Linked DNA regions of Mus musculus: region 1 is linked to region 2. The links are chromatin contacts, found by Hi-C in ENCODE. All regions are on one chromosome and are shown on one strand. The core of a region is the stretch at or near the end of the contact, and the rest is flanking DNA. Distances in the headings are between cores, read along the strand shown. Region 1 has its middle 61 kb from the start of Gm33782. Region 2 has its middle 77 kb from the start of Gm34044.

Region 1 (5,696 bases), core at 43-2,542, 940 kb after region 2:
AAATAAAGTTAGCCAAGTGTTACATCAAGTGTCTACCATAAAGTCAACACTCCATAAATTTAAACCCTCTCCCCTTGAGTCCATTTTTCCTTTGCCCTTATTAGGAGTTAATGGTATGTTCTCTTCCTGACGCCCTTTCCTTGAAAAAATACCATGTCAGATGCAACATTCTTGGGAGTTTTTCCTCTATCCCCATAGTCCACTGTAGGCTGGAAACATCTCAAGCCTGCGCTACCAAATACAATAGCTTAATAACTTGTGTCTATTGCAAAAGAGCAATGTTACCTTTCACGAGCGCACGTCTGGCTGACAGCTGCTGCAACTTGGTGCTACCTAGCATCCTGAGAGAGAGCATTGTGCCACATAATGGTAGACTGCGGACAGACCAGAATGCAAGGTATAGCTTCCTTGTATAGTTTTTTATATCATCATTACACTAAAATTAAAAACGTGGATTGATCCACAGAATATCCGAGACCATCTGTCTCCAAGAAGGATTTTGCAGAAATTGAGAGAGGGGAACTTTCTCGTGGTGTCTTATTGTAGCAAATTTTGTGCATGAGCTGTTTAAACTCAATAGAAATGTGCAGCTAAAAATTATTGTTGGGGGATGGCTATGTAGCTCTATGGAAAGAGTATATCGTCAGCATATATGAAGCACTCAGCATCCCCCACATCCCAAAATGTCCTTCTTTCTCATCTTAAAACAATACACTTCTCTCGGGATAAATTCAGCTGCTTTACTCCGTCATCCCCGTTTCCTTATTGGTATTTTTAAAAATATTTTTTATTACATATTTTCCTCAATTACATTTCCAATGCTATCCCAAAAGTCCCCCATACCCTTCCCCCCACTCCCCTATCCACCCATTCCCATTTTTTTGGCCCTGGCGTTCCCCTGTACTGGGGCATATAAAGTTTGCGTGTCCAATGGGCCTCTCTTTCCAGTGATGGCCGACTAGGCCATCTTTTGATACATATGCAGCTAGAGTCAAGAGCTTGGGTTTGATGACGTACATGTACATTGTTCTCAGGAAAACCCAGTGAATTTTTTTAAGATCTCAAATCCAATCTGCATTGTCAGCTGGCCGCGGTGATACACACCTGTGATGCCAGCACTTGGGAGGAGAAGGCAGAATAGTGAGTTCTTTAGGAGTAAACTGCTTATTGCAGCGGAGTGTCTCTCTGCAGACACGGAGCCAGGAACTGTGATCAAATGATACGCGCGACTTGAGGCGAGGCGACAGCGAGCTCTGGAAGAGCCAAATAGTCTTTCTTGCACGTTATCTCTCTTAAGGCCTCCAGTGAGTTTCTACAAAAGGAAAACATCGAGCTTTGGAGTGAAGCGAGGAAGGGCCCGGGATTAGAGGGGATTTCACACATTGTCAAGCCCTGTGGATCACCACATGTGCGTGTGGATCCGAAAGAGTCTGGGAGACTCGTGGATAAAAGGAAAAGAGCTTGTCTAGAAAGGGTTGCTGCTGGATAGACAAGGCTGATTAAACAACAGCAGCGGCGGCGGCGCGCATCACCCAGTCTCTGAAGAGCAGCAGGTGCTGGCTGACAGACAGACACCTTTCCCGCACATGCTCAAGTGAGAAGTGGAAAGAGCTCTGGGCAGGACTATTTTGGGTTCCCAGTGACCTGTGTTGCTATGACATCTGAGATTCGTGGTTAGACCGGATGCCGGATGTCGCCCAGCAGCTGATCGAGAAACCTCTGAAAGTTCACTTCTCTTCTCGGAAATCATCTGTGCATCACAGCTGAGGGAAAAGTGGTTGGGCTGCTCTGTTTTGGGGGGTTTCCCCGCCCCCAGCCCAAGTGAACTGAAGGAATTGAGGGCCTTGGTCTTATAAGCAGCCTTTAAAGTCACAGTGTTTAAATTCTGTGTGGTTTCTCTTAGTGTTCCTATAGGCGCTGCTAATTTACACGTCACCCAGCAGTTTATGTTGATCCTGTCAGCTGCTTATTAACCACCGGAGTGGCACACACTTGGTGAAGTACAAAATGTCAAAGTGAAATGAACTGGTGAAAAGCTTACCCCAAACAGAGCCGGGTGCTGGATGTCTGAGACACTGGCAGTCTGGCAGCTAAACTCGCCGGAGAACTAAGTACCGGGGGCTACAGCAGAGAGTGAATGGCTAGTCCTATTCTTTAGTCAGGAGTGCCTAGTGACTGCCTCTGACACTTTGTGATCCTGGGAAACTTTGCTTAGGTTTCTTGTGCCTAAATTTTCTTCTTCGATAATATATGGTCAATAATATAGTATATTATTCCAGCATGCCGTCCTTACTGACAAGTATCTGTCAATGGTTTGTTTGGGTTTTTTTTATGATTATTGCTGTTAGGGGTGGAGGGAGATGAGTACGTAAGGATCTAGGGAATTATTATCAAAGATCAAACTTGAGAAAAGATATCAGGGAACTTGGTAGTTAGTGCACCTAGAGTCAGGACTTCATAGTTATAAGGAAGGTGCTGGGACATAAGGAGTCGCCAGGACAGAAGAGCCATTAAGGAAGGACATCGTTGTTGTAGGCTGGAGTGCTGGTGTTTTCAGAGAGGTACCCCATTTATTTGTAAGAAAAAAAATATGAGATTTGTCGCTAAGCAACGTGCTTACTAGGTCATACCAAGGTGTTAGTGGGCTTGGCTTCTTTACTGGATTCTCGGAGGGAGAAGTTGCTTCCAGGTTCATGCGACTCACGAACCTGGTCCAAAGTCAGTTCCTGATAGCTATGTAACTGAGGCTCCTGATGCCTTGCATGCCATAAGTTAAGAGCCTTTCCCAGCTGAAATCTGCTTTGGTTCACCCCAACATCAAGTGTGTTGGGTTCCTTTTTTAATATGCCTCTCTGACTGTCCCAGAGCAAAAAGCTTCATTGCTGGGACTCCATTCAGAGTCGTGTGGAGGCCCAAGTTAACCTCAGGTGTCATGGAGACAGGGTTTCTCCTTGGCCTGAAATTCATGAATAAGGCTAGTCATGGAATCTCAGGGATTTGTCTGTCTCTGCCTCTCCAGTCCCAGGTTTATAAGCATGATCCTCCATTCCCCAACCCTTAATGCAGCTTCTAGAATATCCTTGTGTTTTCATGGCAACAACTGAGCTACCTCCCAGTCCCTGTCCTTTGCTTTAAAGGCCTCATATGATTGTGTCTCATCCGCCAGCACATTCACAACATTATATCTTAAAGTTCATAACCCTAATTATACCTGCAATGTCTCTTGCCAGCTCACATCTTCACAGGCTCCAGGGATTAGGATCTGGGGTCTTTGTGAAACATTCACAGGACTTGCCATAGTCACCCTGTGACTGACAGTCATTACCAAAAGAAGAGCGAGCTGGGTGCTGCAAGAAGAAAGCAACACCTCTCTCCTAAATCTTCACACTTTGCAACAAGAACTGACATCCAGAGCCAAGTAGAGTTTTGACTGACATGTACTGGAGTAGCGAGGTTCAAGACCGGCAAGTTTAAAAATATGATCAGATAAAAGAGAAAAATAAATACGGCTTCAATCTCCCCAAGTCAGTAAGTATGGAAACCTGAGTCTCCATCTAATTATTGACCATCCAGGTAGCCACACCACCAAAGTAAGGTTCCATAAAAGCCCATACTCTGTATTTAATGAGTATATTTGCGGTGTACAAGGTATTTGGGAACTTGTGAATTCTCAGATCCATTGCTAGATAGCTTGAACATGAAGATGGTAGTATTGGGAGGAGGGGCCTATGGGAGGTAAATAGGTTATGAGGTCCCTCTTTATGTAAGGCTGAGAGCTTGACTAAAAGGACTCACTACTCTCCTCCTTCTCTGTGGAGATGTAGGTTTCTTGCAACTAGCAGATACAGCCTGGGAAGTGAGAAGTAGACCTCATAAAAATAACTGAATCTATCAGAGTTCTCAGGCTAGAGAGATGTCTGAGCAGTTAAGAGAAAGTACTGCTCTTACAGGGGATCCAAGTTTGGTTCCCAGTACCCATGTTGGACAGATGATTAACTCTTGGGACTCTATCCCCAAGGAATTTGACAACCCCTTCTGGCCAGTTGAGGCACTGCACACACACACACACACACACACACACACACACACGCACACACACACACAAAGTTGAAAATACAAAACAAGATATTAGACTTTGCAACTTCTAGAACTGTGAGAACTAAATGTTTACTCTTTATAAATTATTCAGGCTCTGGTATTTTGTTTTATTTTGTACAGAACAATAAAGTCTCCACCTCCAGGTGTACTAACTCAGAAGGTCCATAAATCAACTTCTCTATAATGGCTGTGTTATAGCACACATATAGTCAGTATGTTTGAAGAATGAGTGACAGTACTTACTAAAGATGCCTAGTAAATCTAATCCAGAAACTCCAAACACCATCCCCTGGGGAAAATGGCAGCCATCTGTCTGAAAACTGAGTTAGTTAGTAGGGACCCACTAGATAAGGGGCTTTGGTGTTATGCTCTAAAGTATTCTAGGATAGAACTCAACACCCCTCTTTTATGTACTTGATATCTGTTTCCTCCTAAATAAACTGGCTTCAACCTAAAGGTGAAAAAAGGAGGGCAGCTGGAACCAGAAAGAAAATAAGAGACATATTCTGGAATTTTAATCAGAATGAGGTCATAGCAGGAAGCTGTTGTTTTTCTGCATTTTTTTTTTCTCTCCTTTTAAGCAGAAAAATTCCACCCAAGATGCCGAGCAGTTGATCTTCCACCTGTGTTTCTGTGTCTGATAGTTATGTGGGTCAAAGTGGGGAGAGCAGACACCTGGAAAAAGACACCTGCCTGTCCCTTGGACACACAGCACCTTTTTATTGTCAGATATTCTCACCCTGGTACCAACTGGAAAGAGATTGCACGCCATTTGGGCAGCATACCAGACAGGAGGAATTACCAAGGACCTTCCAACCACATGGCCATCCCTTCCCTTCACCTCCATTGTCTCCCAGGTCCGGATCCATCAAATGCCTTCCTTGATGTTCATGTAAGAGTTCTCCCTTCAGAGAAGTGAAGAAAAGGCTTTGAGCTCACATGGCTTCAGTTCAAGTCTTACTAGTAGTTTTGTAGGCTTGTGTTTTAAGGACCGATTTTTAAATTTTCCTGTGCCCTGGTGTATCCATATGTGAACGGAAGATGCTAGCAATTCCTACTTTTTGGAGTTCCCAGGTGTGTTCAATGAGATGATACATATCAAGAAGAGTTCTTGGCACCCATAGCTATAAATCAAGTAAACTAGCCTGTCTTCTGTCTGGCATGTGTACTGCTCTGATTTTTTTTAAATTTCTTTTCTTTTCTTTTCCTTTTAAATAAGGGCATGCTGTAGACAGAAGCCCTGGCTTGCAAACATTTCTGTATCACAGCCCTTGATATGGTTCAGGATTCCAACCTCCCACATGTGATCATGCATGGCTGTAATGGCCCCTCAGCCTTCCTCACCATGAACCTATGTTATAGTAGACATCTATAACACACATGACCATAATTCAAATAGGTATTAATGCACAGGTTCATTCTTACCCCCTGACCATTATGTCACTGAGTCTCACGTTGCAAATTTCAATGATCTTTGTCCCTTGATGTCCAGGTTGGTCCTATCCTCTGTGATGTGAAGGAATGGAAGGTATGGACAAAATGACTCAAAAGCATTTGTGCGGACAGGAGAGATGGCCTCACTGTAAAGAGTATTGGCT
Region 2 (5,559 bases), core at 37-2,536:
AGGTACACACCTTCCCTACATCTTGACTGTTCTCCACAGTTCTGCTAGAACTTTTGTGTAAACTTTTCCTTATCCTTGGCTACTTTTGTTATGGAAGCCTCTCTCCTGAAGAACGCCTGCATCTTTGAATAGGATCCTAGCCATGTCTCCCAGGAGCCTTTGCGGGATTTCTGCACTTGCCTGACACCATGTTTAAATGACACTTTCGTGGTTTGCAACAAAAAATAACAGGCCTTTTTCAGGAGATGAACAAAGAACAACAAATAAAGTCATATCGCCAAGCTTGGATAAATAAATACTAGGCAAATCTACAATTTAAAAATCTCTTGTAAGAACCAGGGGAGATTCTTAACATCTTTCTTATTTAGGCCTCCACAACCCCCCCTTTCCTTTGCAGGAAATAGTTTCATTTTTCTGCCAATAAATTGCTTTGTGATATATATTTTGAGATCAACTTAGCTTTTTCTGCTTTTTGGCCTATTAAACGGAAGGCTCGGGGGTTGGGGGGTGAATCAAACTTTACAACCTGGTATTTTCACATCTGGCAACTTTTCGTTTCCTGGATATGTTAGATAATTTACAAACTATGTGTTTTGATGCCTTGTCACTTAAAGTGTATTTAGGGAGGTTAAAAAAAAAAAGTCCCCCACTGAACAATCGGTTGAATATGCTGCAAACCATGCTTTATCTAAATACCCCCACAAAAATACCCCACACTGAGTATTTATAATTTTAGATGCCACACATAAAGTGTATACATGTTGCAGTAATTATATACATATTGAATGCGGTAAGGGAGAAAGATGGATATTATTGTAACTCTCATTCAGTCACTGATGAAAATTTTGTCAACCCAAAATGAAAATCTACAAAAATCCCTTGTTAAAAGCACCTTCACACTCGTATTGAAACTGTGTGTGTGTGTGTGTGTGTGTGTGTGTGTGTGTGTGTGTGTTTAATACGTCCACACACTATGAAATGTTTTTGGATCAAGTCTGAATACAATATATTTTAGGCTTTCTCTTCCTAAAAGGGTAATACAGAGCTTGTGAAAACGCAGGTCCATTTCTGAGTTAGTTGTTTACGAAAAAGCACATGCTAATGTAACAGTGTATATGGAATTAAAGAGAAAATGTCAAACACGCCGTGACATCCAAAATACATTCAGCTGCTGCCTTTTACTATGGGGACTTTCATTCTGCCGCGGACTGCCTCCAAGACCCAGTGGTTTTGTGTGTTGGGTTAAAAATAGCCTGCCAAGCCTGACAACTAGATTCTGATTGGCCCGAAAGGGAGGCCGTTCAGCCAATGAGAGCGTCTGGGAACAAAAGCAATTCTTTTGTGTGTATGTGTGTGAGAGAGAGATGCTCAACCCACGTCAAAACAGCTTCGGGCTGTAGAAATGATTTGGGTAGAGATTTAACAAGGTAATAATGCATTTCAGCCCTCTGAAAGGTTTGAAGCGGAACAAAGCGGGGGGTGGGGTGAGGGGAGCCGGGAAATCTACAAAAGAAATGGAGCCAGAGCTCAGCTTCTACCGATGAATCATATGGGTGTTCGTGCTACAAGCAATACTCGTTTTCCTTCCCCCCACCTCCCTGAGACCTTTACTTACTTTTCAGGCATTTTCTCCTCCCAAACAGACAAAAGCCATCAAAGGCTTTTTACTAATGTGCAAGTTTGTTGTTGTGATTCGCTGGCAAGGAGAAAGGGACAAAACCCAACTACAAAACTCATTTCATTAAATGTCACAAAAAGAAAACAAAGACCCATGAGTTGTACGCCGTGAGTAGTGAAGATCCTGAAACTTTGAGCTTTAGATTGTGGGTATCAAACACAGCCCACACTCTCAAAGACAGTTCCGGGTCGCTCTCCAGATATGGAAAACAAAGAGGGACTTGATTAGAGACAGCTCTGGGTGCTCAAGGCCTTGCGAGCATCGGGCCGCCAGGGGTCGCTGTTGCACAGTCGACGAATCTCTTCCGCGGCGCTTTCCTGTGTGTCTTTAAGGAAAGAAATAGGATTTGATAGGTACTTCTAGCTTAGGACTAAAAAGGGGTTTGGGGGGGGGGGGTGAGGGGGCGCTGTCGCCGTTTGAAATCCTTAAGTACGGCTTATGATCAACACTATGGGACAAAGCAACCGAAAACACAATTTACTATACAGGGAATTTAGTGCCACGGAGGACAAATGTTGCTGCAATAACTTGGTATTGTGACTTAAGAGAGCTTTTCCTAAACCACGTCGCGATTTTAAATTAGATGAAAAGAGTGAGCACACAACGCTGTTACGGATACCTTATTGTCTCCAATATGTATATGCGAGTGACCTGTGTAATGTACCCAGCCAGACGTGTTTTGGCAAAACAATTCAGATAATACGTGGCTTACATATTAACCACAGAGGAAAGTGTCAGTTCAACACACTGTTTTCCTCTTGAGCGTAGATTTCACGGTACAGGACACATAAGCAAAACTTAAGAAACCTTTACTCCTGGTGTGGGTGTGGCATCTAAAATAACCCCGCTTCTGAGTAAAAGAGGAACAAACGTTTATAGTCTAATTGGGCATGATAAACTAACAATGCCCAAACATTTTCTGTTTGAGAAAAAGCATAACATATTTATTTGTGAAGTATTGTTCCAAAGTACATATTGGAGCCAGTAATGGACTTTTTTCCCCTGTTCATATTCATCTAGCAAACATACAAAACTGGAAGCGTCCTGTGCCTTTCTTTTTCTATGACACTCAATTATAATGCGTTGTACACAGCATATAAGGAACTAAAAGGCAAAGAATAAAACCTACTGATTAACTATATTTCCAAACAGCTACATTCCCAGAAGACTGTGTGTATGCCTGCCTGCACGTATTCAGCATTCGACAGCTCCAAAAACAAGGTCTATTCCCTTAAGGACTGTCATGAGTTTTATGAAGTTTGCTCAATCATGTTGGCCTAACAGCAGCTAGAGAAACTGATCATTTAGCCAGTAGGTATAATTGTCGTAGAGAGCCCAAGAGACTTAATAGAAATAGCATGAGGTGGTGTCAGTGGAAGAGTGTTGGGCCACCGTATGTATACTGCCTTATTCCATGCATTGGCTGAGTTCCTTACTTGCTCAAACCCAGGCCTTGCAGCTGCCCCCCATGCCAGACCCATCCCATTGGCAAGCACCAATCCCTAATTTTACTAAAGATGCTCTGTTATGCTTCAGACAGGAGCATCTTGTCCTCTGAGAGGCTCCAACCAGCAGCTGATTGAGACAGTTTCAGACACCCACAGCCAAACAGTACATGGAGCTTGGGAACTCCTACGGGAGAATAGGAGGAAGGATTGCAGGCCAGAAGGGGATAAGGACCCCATAGGAAGACCAACAGAGTCAACTAACCTTTGGGGCTCTCAGAATCTGAACTACCAACCAAAGAACATACACAGGCTGGACCTAGGCCTTCCCGTACATATGTAGCAGATATGCAGCTTGGCCTTCATGTGAGTCCCAAATAACTGGAATGGAGGGATTGACGTGACTGCCCCAAAAGCTGATGCCTGTAGGTGGGATATGTTCTTCTAGTTGGGCTGCCTCCTCGTCTTGCCTCAGTGGGAAGAGAAGTGCCTAGCATGGAGGAGACTTGATGTCCCAGGGTGGGGTGTGTTCTCAGAGGGGCCCCTACCAGCTCAGATGAGAACGGGGGGGGGGGGGGAGGGAGAGTGGGGGAAGGGTTGCGGAAGGGGGTGACTGGGATGGAGGCTGTGAGCTAGACGTAAAGTGAATAAGTAAAAAAATAAAATTAAAGAGAGAGACAGAGACAGAGACAGAGAGATGAGAAAATGCAAGCAGTTGTTGCCCACACTGCTCCACCTCTATAGCCACCTTCATCATCTGCTTAGAGTCACACATGTTCTTTACAAGAAAGCAAACTTACTTTTTCTATACATGGCGTTCACTCCGATGAAGTCATTCCTAATCTCATTCCTAGTCACATCCATTAAATGAGTGTTTAAAGATTTCTTCCATTTCCTTCCTGCTTCCCTTCCATTTCCTTCCTGCTTCCCTTCCATTTCCTCTCTGCTTCCCTTCCATTTCCTCTCTGCTTCCCTTCCATTTCCATCCTGTTTTCCTTCAACATTCACTCTTTCCACTGCAGGAAGTAGCAGACTGTCTGTCATGTTCATTCCCCCAGACAGGAAGATGGAAGAGTAAGAGAATTCCTTAATCTTTGCTGTGCTATTTCTATTAAATCCCCTGGGCTCTCTATAATTATACCTACGTGCTGAATGATCAATTCCTCTAGCTGCTCCTCGCTGCTGTTAGGCCAACATGATTAAGCAAACTTCATAAAGCTCACAACAGTACTGAAGGGAATAGACTTCATTTTCTACTTATTGCATGGTGAAAATTACATAGGGGCATGCATTTCTGCGGTTGGTTTCCAGACCTCTAACAATAATTAAGGGGAAACACAGATGGACTCACAAAAGTCAAGGTGTATATTCTTCCCCTAGAGCAGAGGTTCTCAAAGAGCTGTAACCCATTTGAGGGTGGAATGACCCTTTCACAGGGCTCCCCTAAGACCATCAGAAAACACAGATATTTACATTATGATTCATAACAGTAGCAAAAACATGGTTATGAAGTAACAACAAAAATAATTTTATAGTTGGGGGTGGAGGAATCACTGAAACCCGAGGAACTATGTTAAAGGGCCACAGCATTTAGAAAGGTTGAGAACGGCTGCCCTAGAATCTCATTGGCTGTGAATTCCAAAGAAACAAAACCAGAACCCATGTCCCTTGAATGAATACAGGTGTGTCCGGAAGACTTCAGAGTTCACCAGTGGATTTTATAGGGGCCAGAGCGGTGAAAACTGGGTGCAGGCCCACGTGACCATTACCAGGTTCTTAGCCCTACAAAGGTTTCCCATCCCACGAGACTACACAAACACATGGAAGCTTCCAGACCTCACGGGAGCTCTTAGACGTCGAGGAAAATCAGATGTGACCACGTCATCTGGAAGATGACAACCTTTTTCCTGTTTTCAGAAAGATTTAAGAATCTCAATCTACAGGGCTATTTTGGGAAGGCTAGAGAAAACCGTGAGAATTGTCTGGAAATGCGTCATGGTGTTAAAAGTAGGTTTGTTTAAAAAAATAAAATAAAATAAATAATGTCTTGCATATCTGAGCTTTATGTGATACAAACAGAAATGCTTAATGTTTTCCATCCACACTCTGCATTATGGTACTTGATCTGCAGCACAGCCTATGTCGGAGTTAAGGCAAGTATTTACCACTTAGCATGAACAGCGTAAGTCGTCCTCATATTGTGCGATTCTTCATAACAGTCTGGGCTTTGTCATTGCTCAAGCTTCATTTCATAAACATTTTAAAGAGTTTGTAAACTTCACTTTGAGAGATTTGGCACAGATCAGCAAGGCTCTGTCTCCTTGGCCAAAACAAAATTGACACTCGAAATACTGTCCTGGGTAGTTTTGTTATAAAATTCCCCTCTTGTCAGATTACCTCGATCATCCATAGTTCTTGTTCATTCTGGAAACAACC

What was found. A loop is a pair of places that touch in the nucleus more often than their neighbours do.
Region 1: a map of v-Abl transformed pro-B cells shows a loop between it and region 2 (4-fold over the local background). The contact joins two enhancer-like sites. A Hi-C loop is called at or near these places in 2 of 37 maps with a recorded cell type or tissue (mature B cell and v-Abl transformed pro-B cells).

Annotation. Positions count from the first base shown.
Region 1 is chr10:96,367,135-96,372,830 of GRCm38, reverse strand. No RefSeq gene overlaps it. Among named protein-coding and RNA genes, the nearest start is that of Gm33782, 61 kb to the right of the region's middle. Within about 2 kb of position 1,292, at least 2 of the 3 ENCODE cell types and tissues checked have a DNase peak (open chromatin) inside an H3K27ac peak, as active enhancers do.
Region 2 is chr10:97,309,536-97,315,094 of GRCm38, reverse strand. No RefSeq gene overlaps it. Among named protein-coding and RNA genes, the nearest start is that of Gm34044, 77 kb to the right of the region's middle. Within about 2 kb of position 1,286, at least 3 of the 3 ENCODE cell types and tissues checked have a DNase peak (open chromatin) inside an H3K27ac peak, as active enhancers do.